Linked DNA regions of Mus musculus: region 2 is linked to region 1. The links are chromatin loops, found by intact Hi-C in ENCODE. Cell type or tissue: heart. All regions are shown on one strand.

What was found. Peaks named below come from ENCODE experiments on the same cell type or tissue, not always from the same donor. Only the 100,000 strongest peaks of a DNase experiment are listed, where the experiment ranks them.
Region 2: a loop joins it to region 1, with 2.2 times the contacts of the local background. A loop is called at or near these places in 2 of 42 quality-filtered maps.

What each region holds. Positions count from the first base shown.
Region 1 is chr4:89,142,272-89,150,271 of GRCm38, forward strand. It overlaps Mtap (methylthioadenosine phosphorylase), which reads left to right. Exons shown (of 8, transcript NM_024433.2): 2 at 5,918-6,004. Among named protein-coding and RNA genes, the nearest start is that of Mtap, 8.9 kb to the left of the region's middle. In heart, CTCF peaks have their summits at 3,283 (motif pointing right) and 4,251 (motif pointing right); a DNase peak (open chromatin) is centred at 3,300.
Region 2 is chr4:89,440,923-89,448,922 of GRCm38, forward strand. All of the region lies in intron 5 of Gm12610 (predicted gene 12610), which reads left to right. It also overlaps the pseudogene Gm12608. Among named protein-coding and RNA genes, the nearest start is that of Cdkn2b, 130 kb to the left of the region's middle. In heart, no CTCF peak of the experiment used is centred here; no DNase peak of the experiment used is centred here.

The sequences.
Region 1 (8,000 bases):
ATCTCATCTTAATTTATTTACACTGAATAATATTTGTAGGTTCTGAGGTTGGGGTGTCAACATCTTTTTGGAGGAGCCTCTTGCATATCCCCTGAGAACCCGAATGCTAACGGTTACAGCTGTTAGGAAGTGGGGAGATGGAACAGATAGGAAGTCAGCTTTGCTCTGGAAGTTAAGTCCCATGAGGCATGCGGCTAGCCTGGGTATCGGGACTACAGATGTAGCCGTATCAGAACTACAGATGTAGCCTCATTTTGCTACCTTGCCGCTGTGATTTGAGCAGCTTTCCTCTCCTCCGCACCTCGATATTCTGCCTCACCATAGGGTCCAAGTGACCACAGAGTAAAACTTTGAGCCAAACCTTTCCTCCTTAGGGTTGATTTTCTCACATATTTTGTGTCCCAGTGACAGAATGCCAGGTGACTAGCATAGGAAGGGGTCGTTATGCGGCCTGATATATTCCTCTAGCTCATATTGTACAAATTTGTGTTTTAAGCAGAGCAACACACTGGAACCAACCAACAAGCTTCGGATAAAACGCATGCTTTGGATAAAATCCAGTTATCAGATCCTCTGCAGTTTGGGGTCTGACATTTGGCAGAGAGGGACTGCTGATATCCATCAGCTGAGTAGCAAGGAACTTAGGCCACATCCTGCCCTTATTCCACAAGCAAAGGAGACTTGAAAGGAGTGCAGTGAGTTTTGAAGAAGAGGCCCCGGAGAAACCAAATAGTCCATTTCAGCTGTGAAATGTGCCAGCTTCGGGGTGCCCGGGGGCTGTTTGGATCTTCCAGCCTTTCCTAATTCCTCTGACTTCTATGACTGTGTTAGGTTGCTGGGATGGCCTTAGCAGAGCTCAGTGGGCAGTATCTCACAGTACTGGAGGCTCCTTGTCCCAGATAACCAGAGGGTTGCCAAGAGAGTTGGTTTCTTCTGTGGTAACCCTCCTTGAGGTTTGGATTTGGGGTAGCCATGGTTTCCATATATTTTGACCAAAAAAAAAAAAAATCCTCAAAGAGAATAATCAGTATGTTGCATCCCAGGAACATGGATACAAGTGGCCCCAAAGAAAATGTTCTATCAGTGGTTTCATGAAGTTTATTTTGTTACAGGATAAAATTCAAATACACTGGTGGGAGCTGAGATTAGACAGCATACAGCAGAGCAGGAAGTCTCTCAGATTCCATCTGATGAACGCCTTAGCTTCCAGTTGCTACAACTTGGTGGTTTGCTAAACCAGAAGATTTTGCCTCCTGGAAACTAGGATGTTAGATAGGTTGTGGGTGGGCAAGAGAACCAGGGGTGTGGCCTAAGATTTGACTCTGGATCAGCCCCAATCCAGAAGTTCTAATCAGTCCATCAGCCCTGTAGAATCTTTAAGCTGGGGGTGGCCTCTTCTCTGGGAGCTTCAATGTGCAGGCTCCTTGTGCTCTTCCTTCTGGGTGTATCTGTGTCCGTTAGGTTCAACCCTGACTCCAAATCCACTCAAGTAGTGAGCATCACAACATCTGTATATAGGTTTGGACTGGGGCACAGTCTGGCCCATAGGCGTTCCCTGTGGAGAAAGCTTATGTTAGGGTTTTACTGCTGTGAGCAGACACCAAGACCAAAGCAACTCTTTTTTTTTTAAAGATTTATTTATTATTTATTATATCTTAAGTACACTGTAGCTGACTTCAGACACACCAGGAGAGGGCATCAGATCTCATTACAGGTGGTTGTGAGCCACCATGTGGTTGCTGGGATTTGAACTCAGGACCTTCGGAAGAGCAGTCAGTGCTCTTAACCACTGAGCCATCTCTCCAGCCCCCCAAAGCAACTCTTATAAGGACAACATTTAATTGGGGCTGGCTTACAAGTTCAAAGGTTCAGTCCACTATCATCAAGGCAGGAACATGGTAGCACCCAGCCAGGCATGGCGCAGGAGGAGCTAAGAGTTCTACATCCTCATTTGAAGGCTGCCAGCAGAATACTCACTTCCAGGCAGCTAGGACTAGGGTATTAAATAAAGCACACGCCCACAGTGACACACCTACTGTAACACGGCCACACCTCTCAATACTGCTGCTCCCAGGGCCAAGCATAATACAGACCATCACATTTACTTTGGGGATGTGCTGTCTAGTTCGTATTGCAGGTTTTGTACAGACCTCTCGGGCGCAAGCATTTGGTCTCTTGATCCCCGTAAGTCAGGACCATAAATGGGGTCCTATAAAACCATACACATAGTCCCTCCATATTTGTTGGTGGTAACTGGAGCTGAAGGACTGAAATCCCAGAGAGGGATTGGGCTAGATCCCACCCTAGCTGTCTTTCCTCACCTTGAACTTGACATGCTCAAAAGCCACCCATTTCGTTACATGGGTTCATCTCAGCTGTTCTATCTTTGGTGTTTGTGAGTACCTCTGGGAGGCAGGGCATACAGGGCTCAAAAGGATGGTTCCTGAGACCAGGCAAGGTAGGTGAAGTCCTGGTTTTGAGGCACCAGGGGAAGTACATAGGGTATGTATCTGGTTTTAGGGAATGTAGCTGTAAGGTCCAAAGTCGCAGGCATTCTTTTTGAGGTGACTGGTGGGAAATCTAACAGTTAAACATGTCCCTCTTTCAGAAACCTTGTTTTGTGTAGTGAAGACTTTCTGGATGTACAGAGTTGATCCATCTGTTCTGTCTCAGCCCTTTAACCCATTTTTAGGCATTCTAGAGTCACCTGGATTTGGGATCTGATAAGGTATTGCTGCCTCCTGAGAGTGGTTGATGGGTTTCTCAGTGGTGTCCTTGATCACGGTTCTCAACCTGTGGGTCACCACCCCTTTGGGGATTGCATAGTAGATAGTTACATTAAGATTTATTACAGTAGCAAAACTACGGTTATGAAGTAACATCATTTTATGGTTGGGGGTCACAAGTCAGGGGCTGTATTAAAGGGTCACAGCATTTGGACAGTTGAGAACCACTGCCGTAGATGCTCGCCCAGCTACCCAGAGCCTCTCTACAGTGTGTTCCGTCACCTTGAGCAAAAGCTTGCCCCGACCAAGGGTTAGTCTCTGTATCATGGGCAGTGACCCTTTCTAGTAGACTTTGAGCTCCTGGAAGTCCCCAGAGGATGTTAGGAGTTGGCACACGGTGCTCAAGCTGGAAAACGGCGTTGCTGCTCTTTTTGTAAAGCAGGAATAATGCCATAGGACCTGTGTAAGAAGAGAGCATCTGTGAAAATCAGATACGGTTCAGCGCTAACCTGGGGTGAAGTGCTTGGGAGCTTCATCCAGCTGTACTTTGCTTGTGCTGCCAGCAGGTGGTGCTGTGGGCCACATGTTGACACTGCAGGCCTCCATCAAGGTTCTGTTTGTTCCCTGGTGTGGCAGTACAGTATTCAGTTGCCAGTCTGGTTTCCTGTAGCAGGTGTAGGTTTAGGTGTGGGTACAGGTTTCCATTAACAGTGAGAGCCAGCTGGATGACCGGGTGGGCTTTGTAGACTGCTGTGGTCTTCTTGGTCAGTCTGCTTTCCTGCCAAGTACTACCCACTCCTCGCTAAGGGCTGAGGTCCCTAGTGCAGGCCCGTCGTGTCGCTGGGAGGGTTTGGACTGAAGCAGAGCTGGCAGATGAGGGAGGACGAGTTTCAGGAGCTAGCCTGTTCCGATTGCTGCTTCCATTCCTACTGTGCTAGCTTGCTGCATTCTGAGAGTACTTCCAAAACAAAATGAGATCTGTTTCGTATTCAAGCCTGAAAGGTCAGTGTTGTCAGTGTTGACTCAGAATCTGAGATGGGGTAGCCTAGGGGACTTCTTGAAATGATTAAGCAAAGCGGTCATAAGTAAAAAGTTTGAAGGTTTTTTTTGTTTGTTTGCTTTTTGTTTGATTTTGGCTTTTGTTTCATATTTTGTAGCTCAAGCTGGCCACAGGCTCCCTATATATCAAAAGACAGTCTGGAACTTCTGATCCTCCTGCCTCTAAGCCTAGTAGCTAAATTCCCAATGAGTCAACTGATAGTTGTTTCTTCTGTTGCTTTCTTTTGCCCAGTGTGAGGACATGGGCTGGACAGTCTGTTAGCCCAGAGATGTGAAAGATACAACGGAGAAGCCACGCCAGCAGAAGTGCTGGGCTTTTGTAAAATAGAATGATTTTATAGATTGGTTGACCTTAAGCATATTAAACAAATAACTGTTGTTGATTTGAAATCACCAATATGTTGACTGGTCAGTCTTTCCCCTTTAGTTGATATAAAATACATCTGCTGTAATTTCAATAATGTACCACAAGGTGGCATCAGTGTCAACTGTTTTAGCCACCAGGAAATGTAAATCTGCCATCCTACAGCAAAATCTCATAAATTCTTTAGTTTGGAACTTTACCCTGTTGAGCCAGAAACTTCTATTTTCCTTTGTAAGAATATTATTCAGTGACAATTCGTTTACACCCTTTCATTGTAAAAAGTGCTGGGGTCTTTTTCTATGAGCTTTCTCCCAAAGTCCCATGTTGTAGCCTGCTGTTGACCTGTTTAAGTCCTGTGTTCTTTAGGGAGTCAACATAAAGTTTCATAATGATAATGTTACTTAGTTTTTTAATGTTAAGACTTTAATGTTTATCTTTGTAATTGTTCTGGTTTGTTTCTTAGGCTTTGTTAGATCAACTCAATTTTTTTTTAAAGATTCATTTATTTTTATTTTATGTGCATTGGTGTTTTGTCTGCATGTGTCTGGCAACCATATATGCACATTGCCTTCAGCAGCCAAAAGAAGGTGTCGGACCTCCTAGAGCTGGGGTACAGATGGTTGTGAGACACTGTGGTTGCTGGAAATGCTCATAACTGTTGAGCCATCCCTCCAACTCCAGATCAACTCACAGGATCAGGTTTCTTTCTCCACTTTTTATAAGAACATGGATTTCCAGGAAGTCTTAGGAAACTGAAAAAAAAAATGCTTAAACATAAAAAATTAAAACTACTAGCGGGGAGGGGGGTGGGGGGGTGGCGCACACCTTTGCAGCCAGCCTGGTCTACAAAGTGAGTTCCAGGACAGCCAGGGCTATACAGAGAAACCCTGTCTCAAAAACAAAACAAAAACAAAATTAAAATTACTTTGAATAAATATTTGAATTATACAATGTATGAAATACTGTCTGCTGTATATGTATACATATGAACAGCCTTTGACTTAGTATATATATATATATATATATATATATATTAGTATGGGCTTGTCATGTCACTCATCTTTAACCTGCATTCCCTTCCAGGTGGTTATAGTGGCATGCAAAGAAAATTTCTTATAAAATATCATGGTATAGTAAAAAGAAAGCATTATCAAAGAAATAGGCCTAAGTTTTTATATCAAGCTTTCTTTACTCCATAGTAAATGTGGTAGAGAAGCAACCTTGATCAGAAAGATCTTTCTACAACTTTTGGGCTCGATTTCTAACCTGAAAGTCACGTTCTGTTTATTTGTGATTTAATTGGGAGTAAATGTGGTGCAGTCAGAAACAGCGGCCTATGTTTTGGCTATGTCAAGAATGGAAGGGGCTGGAGAGATGGCTCAGCAGTTAAGAGCACCACCTGTTCTTCCAGAGGTCCTGAGTTCAATTCCCAGTAGCCACATGGTGGCTCACAGCCATCTGTAATGGGGTCTGGTGCCCTCTTCTGGTGTGTCTGAAGAGAGCAATGGTGGTGTACTCATATGCATGGAATAAACAAATAAATCTTAAAAAAAAAATAGAAAAGACCATCGGGTTTTATTGTTTTGTTTGGGGGTTTTTGCTTTGATTCTTTTTAATTAAAGGGCTTGTTCTTCAGGAATCTTCAGAGTCATTGCCCTTTGGGGATTGGCAGGAATGAGAATGGGCCTGTAAATACGGTTAGGTATCTTTGCTTAAAGTGAACTATGACCAGCTGTGAGCGTCTTCTTTCTTCTCCTTTCTCCCCTAGATTGGAATAATTGGTGGAACAGGCTTGGATGATCCCGAAATTTTAGAAGGAAGAACTGAGAAATATGTGGATACTCCATTCGGCAAGGTTAGTGTCCGGCTGACGGAGTGCGGGCTTGGCCGGTGCTTATGCCTGGCTGGCTTTGTTTTTACTAAGTTATTTATTCACTTTACATCTGTATCAATTCTTCTTCCTCCTCCTCTGGTCCAGTCCCTCCCTCCTACTCCTCCCCCACCCCACCCCCCTTCCACTCTTCCTCTCCTCCACAGAGAAGAGGGGGCGTTCCAAGCTCATCAGCCAATCCCAGCACGTCAAGCAAGGCTAGGTGCATCCTCTCCCACCGAGGCTGGACAAGGCAGCCCAGCTAGGGGAAAGGGATCCAAAGGCAGGCAGTGTCGTCACAGACAGCCCCCGCTCCCACGTTAGGGTCCCACATGAAGACAAAGCTGCTACTTATGTGCAGAGGGCCTAAGTCCATCCCGGTCCTGTACTCTGGTTGGCAGGTCTGTTTTTATGAGCTCCCATGAGCCCAGGTTAGACTCTAGGTCTAGCCCAGGTTAGACTCTAGGTTTTCTTGTGGTGTCCTTGACCTCTCTGGCTCCCTGAATCCTTCTTCCCCCGGGGTCTCTACATCAGCTTCCAACTGTTGCTGCATTAAGCTAAGCCCCTCCGACAACATTTTTGCTAGATTCCTGTCTGCGAATAGAGCAGAATATAAATAATACTGTCAGGAGTGGGCTCCCTCTCATGGCATGGCTCTCAAGCTGGGCCAGTCATTGGTTGCCCCTTCCCTCAAGTTCTGCTTCAGCCCTCACCCCTGCATATCCTGTAGGCAGGACAAATTGTGGGTCTAAGGTTTTGTGACTGGTTTGGTGTCCCAGTCCCCCATAGGAAGTCTTACCTGATTCCAGGAGATGGACAGTTCAGGCTCCATATCTCCCGTTGCCGGGGAATCTTAGCTAGGGTCGTCCTCACAGATTCCTGGGGGTTTCCATTGTCCTCGGTTTCTAGTTCATCCCAGAGATGTCCCCACCCCAATCCATTTGTCTTTCCCAGTACTCTCTCCTCCATTCTCCCTCCACATGGTCCCTCCTATTCACACCCCTCTCTCCTCCCCTACACAGTCCACTCCTTCTGTACCTCCCACCATGCCTAATCAATTTCCCCCCTTTCAGCAAGATTCAAGTGTGATCTCCTTGGGCTGTCCTTGTTGCTTGCCTTTTGTGGTTCTGTGATTCATAGCATGGTTATCCTGTACTTTATGACTAATATCCACTTATAATAAGTGAATACATACCATCTTTATCTTTCTGAATCTGGATTACCTCACTCAGGATGACATTCTCAAGTTCCATCCATTTGCCTGCAAATTGCTTGATGTCTTTTTTTTTTTACTAGCTGAGTAGTATTCCATTGTGTAGCTGTACCACATTTTCTGTATCCATTCTTCAGTTGAGGGACATGTTTCCAGTTCCTGGCTATTTATAAGTAAAGTTGCTATGAACATAGCTGAGCGAGCGTCCTTGTGGTATGGTGGAGCATTTCTTTTGGGTGTATGCCCAAGGGTGGTATAGCTGGGTCTTGAGGTAAACATCTTTCCAGTTTTCTGAGAAACCACCAAATTGATTTCCAAAGTGGTTGTACAGGTTTGCACTCCCACCAGGATGGAGGCTAGGACATCCTTGATCCGCATCCTTGCCAGCTGTCACCTCAGTGTTTGATCTTTGCTATTCTGGTAGGCGTGAGGGGGAATCTCGGAGTCCTTTTGGTTTATATTTCCCTGATGACGAAGGACACTGAACATGTCTTTAAGTGCTTCTTTGCCATTAGAGAGTCCTCTGTTGAGAATTCTGATTAGCAGTGTATCCAATTTTTTAATTGGGTTATTTGGTTTGTTGATATCTAGTTTCTTGAGTTCTGTATATTTTAGGTATCAATCCTCTGCCAAATGTGAGGTTGGTGAAGATCTTTTCCCATTCTGTAGGCTGCCATTTTGTCCTTTTGACTGTTCTTTGAAATAAAAGACTTAATGATGGTTTGGATTTCCTTGGCGTCTGTTGTTATGCCCCCCCCCCTTTTTCTT
Region 2 (8,000 bases), 300 kb after region 1:
TTTGTTCTCACTTTACAGAGTCTTTCTGTGGTAAGGGCAAGGGCGAGAGAGAGAGAGCCAGGAGAGGCTTCACTCCTTAAGGTCCCTCCAGAGTCATTTCTAGATGGTTATCATCATGCCACATGCACTTGGAATTCTTGGTGATTTTCCAAGCTAAACAGGGCACATCTTCCTGGAGGTTTCATTTATTTCTCCAACAATCTGAAACGAAAGTTCTTGTAAATGAAGTCAAACCAAGAGGCTTCATGCCTTGGAACGCAAAATTCATTGGAAATTTAAAAAATAAAACCCTGGGCTTCAGAGATCCAGGCATTTCAGATTCCTGCTCACATTCCCTGCTGAGTGCCTTTCCCCTTTCAGTCATGCCTTATTACAGAAAGTGTGTACAGGACTATCCAGGCATTAGTGCGGATATGACATTCTCTTAAACTTCTGGTCTCTTCCTAAGACTGGACTAGTTAGTCCAGGAGATTGTTCTGTTCTTACTATTTTACAGCCATCTGAGAATATCACAAAACCAGATAATTCTATGAGAATCCTCAATGCAGTATAAGACTAAAGGCGATCAGAGTTTCCTCAAGAGCTTCACGTAGGTGTGATGACTGTGGGCTGCTTCTTGGACGCCTTATTGGACGCCTGCTATTGAGCAGATGTTTTTCTGGAAATAGGATGCAGTGGTGACTAGAACATTTCCTCCGAGTCACCAGGAGATGGAGGGGGAGAGGGTTAGGAAGGATGAATATGAACGCAATGTGTTCTTCTATTTCTTCTTTTTGAGATAGGATTTTAGTAGCCCTGGCTAGCCTGGAACTTACTATGTAGGCCAGGCTAACTTCCAACTCACAGAGATCCACCTGTTTTTGCCTCAGGAATGCTAGGCTTAAAGGCAATGCACCACCATGCTCAACACAGTGAATTGTTGTTTTTCCTTTTCATTATTTTTCTCCATTTATTTAATTATTCATTCATTCACTTTACATCTCTTTCCTCTCAGCATCTGCCTCACAAGCCCCTTCCTCTTCCCCTCTCCTTCTCCTCTGAGAAGGGGGAGCCCCCCTGGGTACCAACCCAGCCTGGCACATCAAGTCATTGCAGAGGGTGGCCACTTTAGGCCCCATATTCCCTACTGCTAGGAGTTTCATCTAGGGTCACCCCCATAGACTCCCAGGAGCCTCCTCTATCCTAGGTCTCTGGCATGTCCTAGAGATTCGAACCTCCCATCCCACCCCATCCCCCCACCTGCCTTGAGCTCCTGTCACAGTTCATTGATAAGCACAAAGCATTATTCTAGGAGTTAGAACATGCCACCAACCATACCCACTGCCTTTCCATCCATTGCACCCATTCCAGGGTCATTCTCTTCTTTAGGAATTTCTGTATTACAGCTTCAGCTGTAGATAGAAAGGAGGCTGCCCAGCACCATCCAGTAAAGCATCTCTTACAGTCTTTGTTGGAGCAACGGTTGTTCCCTTTTCTACCATGTTCAAAAAATCTCCGAGTGTAGCATCATAACCAACTTCTGAGGAACTCTGCAGAATTTTCTCAGCTATCAAAGATCCTTCACCATCTACATTCTTTTTTTTTAAAAGATTTATTTATTTATTTTTATTTATGTGAGTACACTGTAGCTTTCTTCAGACGCCTGAGAACAGGGCATCAGACCCCATTACAGATGGTTGTGAGCCATCTGTTGCTGGGAACTAAACTTAGGACCTCTGGAAGAGCAGTATGGTGTTCTTAACTGCTGAGCCACCTCTCCAGCCCCACCTACATTCTTTGCATAGTCATTGCAGGAATGTTGAGTGCTCCTTTAGTAATTTCTATACCTATTTTCTGATTTCCATTAGCAGGCTTTAATGAATCCAAGACTGGCATGCACTGAAGCAGAACACAGCCTTCTCTGAGAACAATGCTTTCTTCAACATCTGCTCTTGTAACACTGAGAGCATCAGTAGCTCTGTCTTTCTTCTCATTCACTTCCACACCACTTGTCCCTCCAACTGAAAGGAAATAAAACTTGAGACCTGTGATTCATGTAATATATGTCAAAAAGCCCAAAGAGTTGTTTGTGAACTTTGAAACCAGGGGCTAAAAACATAGCACAACAGGCCAGGACATGCCCGGGCCGGCCCATCGTTACCTGTCCTGACTGGCCTGGTACCTCCCTATCTCCCGCCCTTCTGAGAGTCTGTTAATGTTTAAATGAACCAATCATGTGAAACCGTGCCAATTCCTCCTCCAGCCCCACCCCTTTTCTATAAAAGTCCCTAGCTTCCAAGCCTCAGGGTTGAAACCACTGTCTCCTGCGTGAGATACGTTTTGAACCGGAGCTCCGCCATTATGGCTCCACCATGTGGTCAACACCTCTGTCTCCTGCGGGAGATATGTGTCGGCCCGGAGCTCTGTCATTAAACTACCTCATGCTTTTACATCAAGGTGGTCGTCTGTTCGTGATTCTTGGGTGTGCGCCGAACAGAAATTGAGTGGGGGTTTCCCCACTAGGTTCTTTCACTACCTTCAGCACAGCTCCCCCATTTGCAAGTTTAGCAAGTTACTCGTTCAGCTTTTCCTTTTCATATTCACTAGTTGTGATGCCTAGCTGCTCAGTGATTTCTTGAATACGTTTTTCAATTTGAGTGTTGTCACCTTTTCCTTTCAAAATCAGGGTGCCATCTTTGTTAACAATGACCTATCCAACTTTTCCTACATCATGAGCTTGAACATCTTCAAGATTTATTCACTCCCTCTTCCCCAAAAGCCAAACCACCAGTAGCAATAGCCACATATTTTAAGCTGATTCTTTCTATTGTCCCCAAACCCCGGAGCTCTGACTGCTACAACCTGAAGACCAACTTTTACCATGTTCAAAACCATCGTGCTTAGAGCTTCTCCATCATCGTCTTCAACAATGATGACCAAAGGCTTCCAATGAGCATTGGCAGTTTTAAGAGCAGGCACAATGTAACCTGGAGACTAGAAATTTTCTTTTCACTCAACAGAACATAGGCATCTTTGGAATTTACAATTTTGACCTTTTGATATATTAATAAAATATGGGTAAATATATCCTCTATCAAGTTTCATTTCAGTAACTTCTAATTCATCATCCAGGGATTTTTTTCCATCCTTCCCTGTGACGACACCCTTTCTTCCAGCCTTTGTCATTGCATCAGAAATGATGTTGCCAATGCTTGTCTCCATTTGCAGAAATGGAAGGAACCTGACCAATTCCTTCAGGGGTTGTCCCAGGTTTAGATTGTTCTTTTAAGCTTAGCAATTACAGCATCGACAGCCACCATCACACCTCTCTGGGTCTCCACTGGATTAGCCTTTTTGCTGATCCTTTCAAAGGCCTTCTTGGCAGTAGAACATGCTAGAACAGTGGCAGTGGTGGTGCCATCCCCAGCCTCTTCCTTTGTGTTATTGGCAACATTTAGCTCTCATGCTTTTGTATTTCTCCTGTTAATCAGTTGACTTTGCAACAGTGACCTCCATCCTTGGTGACTTTGAGACTTCCCCAACTCTGTCCAATAATCACTGTTCTTCCCTTTGGCCCCATTGTAACAGCTAGCACATCTGCTAACAGGTCTACATTCTGAAGCGTTAAGGCTCGAACATCCACACCAAATTTTACATCTTTGGCATAGGATCCAGTGAGAGGAAGAGCCAGGCGCGCAGGACTCTGGTCTCATCTGGCAAAGGACTGTGGGTAATCGAAGCACTTCTGAGAGGCAGTGGTGGGAGCGCACATAGTGAGGCAGGCTTTCAGTTGCCAGTGAGGACTAAATTTGGTTTTTGTATGTTGGAAGTTGAACCTCATGCATGCCAAGCACATATAGAGCTCAGGCTTCACTGGTGTTATATATTATGACATTCTGCTCATTTATAATGTAGTCCACTTTAGTCTAAAACCTAGGGAAGTAGTCACAGAGTTTGAACAGCCCGTTAAAATGGCATTTAAGTAGACACAAAGTTAAGTATACCAGTACAGTGTTCCTTTGATGTGGGAATTAAAAATGGGGTGGGAGACTTCACCTGGAAAATGAAGACTAAGTTCTTGGTGCTATGAGAAAAGTAAAACAGGGAAGACAAAAATGGAAATTGCTCACCCATTTGCAAGTTACAGGAAGAGGCAGGTTACAGTTCATAGCATCTCTAATCTCAGGGTGATTGGTCTCAGAGAATGAACCACACAAATAGGAAAAAGCAAAACAAAACAACAACAACAACAAAAACCAGGGAGTGACTCAGCTCTAGCTCAGGTTGCTTCTGCGCCTGGCATGACCTCTGCTGTTGTCCTCGGACCTTGCTTCCCTCCTCCTCTGTCGTTGTGGAGAAACAGGAAGGAATGTTTATTAACAAGGCTGGCTGGGGCCACACCCAAAGCAATATCAGAGTTTTACCTCTCCTGGGCCTGGGAAGAGGTCCAAAGATCAAGGGCAGCTTCTGGTTTGTATGAGGCAAGAGCAAACTTAGAGAATATACTGCTTTTTTTTTTTTTGAGCCTTGACAGATGGTCTGCTGGGTGTGATCTCATCTATTCCTCCTGGCCATCCTGAGGCTTGTAACAGGTCACCAGAACCGTAATCCCCAAGGAGCTTTGCCCAAGATGATGGAAGAGCAATGGTTCACTCTCAGGGTTGTGTCTCCGTGGCAGATGTCTTTCACTGCGGGGTTAGCACCCCAGCTGGGATCCTCAGGTCCCTTATCAACAGCCTTTCCCATTTTATCTTCCAGTCCAATCTTGTACTCGTATCTTACGGGCTCCAGTAATGGGTCACACCTTATGTGCTTGAGAGGGGAGGGGAGAAGGTTGAGCAGAGAGGAAGTAAAGAGATAAGGGGACAGGAGACAGAGATACACAGAGACACAGAGACACACAGCGAGAAATAGAAACAGAGAGAGGGGAACAGAGAGAGACAAAGGCAGAGAGTCAAAGACAGAGAGAGACAGTGAGCAAAGGAGATTTCTTTTAAGATATTTTTAGTATGTTTCCTGCCTCACCGAGTAGGGAGGAGGGATACAATTTTTTTTTATTGCTCTGAAGGGTATAAACCATTCCAACGGGTGCCACCCTGTGTGAAAATTTCAGAGATGCCAATAAGCCACTTGAGACAGTAAGGCTCGTGCCTTTCTGTTCTCATTCCTTATCAGTCTCTGACTTGCAGAGGAGGAATGCTGGGGTGGGGGGGTGGTGGGGGGAAGAAAGAACTTCAAGGTTTTAAGAGGGTGGATTTGTGCCCCTGAAATAAATTGGTACAAGTCCTTGCTTAGGCTGTTTCTCCACCTTTCCTTCTTAATAGCTACACACGTCACAGTCAGACCCTTGTATCAGAACAGTGAAACTTGATCCCCTAAATCCAGGCATCCTAGGACATAGCAGTTCCACCTGTGTGGTCTGTGACCCAGCAGCAAGCAACTGTCCTTGAAATTAACCAGTATGGCCACCAGTCCTGTGCCTATTTTCATCACAGCAGCTGATTAATATAGAACTGCTTAAATGGGTCAGGGAATTCATGAAAATGATTTGTTTAAACAATTGTCACTTATTGGCACTTACCGAGACTATGGCTGCCTTCCAGAGGCAATCAGAGAAACCTGAGGACGTGCCAGCATTGGAGTGTAGCCACTGGGATAGTGAGAATTCTTATCCCAGCACCTTTCCACCTTCCCCACCCCACCCCACCCCCCGTGACATTTGGAAAGTTACCCAACATTTCTGTGCTTCAGCTCCCTCATTGAATATGGTATAATAATCGTGCTTACTTCATAAAGTCGTGAGGCCCCTAAGTCAATAATGCATCTTATTCTTTACGTGGCATATAGAAAGTGTCCATTCTGACCACAGTGAAGATAATGGACCTGTATCTTTAACATTTAACTATGGTTTTGCTTATCCAAGGTCAAGTATTCTAGTTTAATGGGGTTGTCCAAACACTGTAAAGGTCCCTGGATTTCAAGACTGCAGCTCTATTGCTCTCTCCTCTTTACGCCACTTCCTTTGAAGAGGCACGTATGTTCCAGTCCAGTGACTGAGAACTTGGTGGCGGTGAATACCCTGCTGACTTTACTCTCACGTGCCCTTGGTCTGTGATCCATCAAATCAGGGGAGCCCAGGAGTGTGTTGGTGAAAAAAGGGGAGGAACAGGAGGGGAAAAAAAGTCGCATTCTTCATTTCCCAAATGCCTTCCGAAAACAGTGTCCATTTCTCAGATCCTTCTCTCTGCTGTTCTGTGGGTGTGGAAGAACTCACACTGCTGCTGAGCTGTTTCAGTCAACTCCCAAGTAGACTTGCCAAGAATGGTCACAGCAGGACACCTTTGAAATACTAGGTTTTTGGATTAAAGCTTTGAAGATGTTTGCCAGACTGCGCCAGTCATGATTGAAGGACATACGCCCTCTATGGGCTAGTTGTCCATAATAAAGTGAATTCCCTTACCACACATGGCCTTGGTAACACTACTCAGGCAGAGAGCACTTCATGCTTGAAGTTCAGTGGCTAAGTTAAAATGTTCCAGTTCCAGTAGAGCTCAGATCTCATCTGGAACTTGAAACTGTGCTTAGCTAACTTTTCTTAAATCCTGCTTTTGAAGTTAATAGCTTGTGGTCTTGGGGACTAACTTTGAACCTCTCTGAGGAATTCATCTCTGAAATATGGGCAATAAAACCTTTTACCTAAGTTATTGTGAGGCCTCAATAAGATTTATAACAATCTCTATTATAGATTTTCCATACACATGAATGTCCTTGTTTTTATCCTTTTCTTATTTCTTTTCTTAGTTTCTTAGGATCACATTGGAGTCCTGCTTTCTCAGAGCTAAAGCATTTTATAAAAAGCAAGTCAGCCTCTGGCATAGGCATAAGCTACCCTCATGTGTTTAGTTGACTTGCGAGTCAAAGGGCCACAATCTTCATTTATATTTTGTGTTATGCTGGCCACTTGCAGCAGATGTATAGGTACCCAGAGAACATGGGAAATCATAAGTGTTTCCCAATGAATCACTGCCTGTGGAGGGCTCTTTTTAGCATGTGGAGGGCTCTGTGATTATGAACCTAGGCCATTCCCTTCCCATTTTACAGACTGGAGAAATGAAACACAGGAAGACAAAAGGTGATTTCCCAAGTGTATAAATAAAGGGCAGGGCAGAGCCAGAGTAGAATCTGCCCAAGCTTACTTTCTTGCCTAAAAACATTACCATTAATATTTAAAATATTAAAATTACATTCTAATGATTGTTTCTATGTAGGTAAGCAGGATGAAGGAAACAAAACTTTACAGTGATAGGGTCTCATACACCTCTTCTGGGGTTTCCTCTATATTCCTGTCCTTGTTATTACCATTTCCACTACAGAGACCAAAGCATTGTCTCTACAAGGTGCCGAGGCTGATATAGGCATTGTCCATGCATTACTAGTCATCCTAAGAGCAACCTTAGATTGTAGTAACTATTACCCTTAACCTACCAATGAAGAAACTGAAAAGCGCAGAGGTGTAATGCTACTCTGAAGTGACTAAAATTTAACCTAAAGACTTTGGTTCTAGATTTTAAAAATCCACACGTCTAATACAGAGAGACATATTAAAAAAATAAAGCTGACCAGGGCTAAAGTACCAGGCATGATTTCTTTCTTGTTCAGAGGGGCTTATAGCTCTTGGTTACTGCCAAGGCATAATTACTACTGTTGCTCATTGAGGAATAGCTTGCTGGACTGGTCATTGCTGGAGTTCATAGATGTCACAGTTGGGTAAGACTTTTAATTACCTCACTCAATATGATAGTTCCTGGCTCCACAAAAAGAATACAGCTGCCTAAAAATAAATGAAATGAATTGCTTCTTTCCTTTGGCAGCTTGCATAGCATCTTCTGCTACTTGAAAGCTGGTCCTCTGGGAGGGGGCTTTGAGGTCATTTCCAGTTTTACTGCCTCTCACTTCTGTGTCTGAAGCATGCAGTGCCCTCAGCAACAGGGGATAACCTTCAACACTAGGTGGTAATTAGG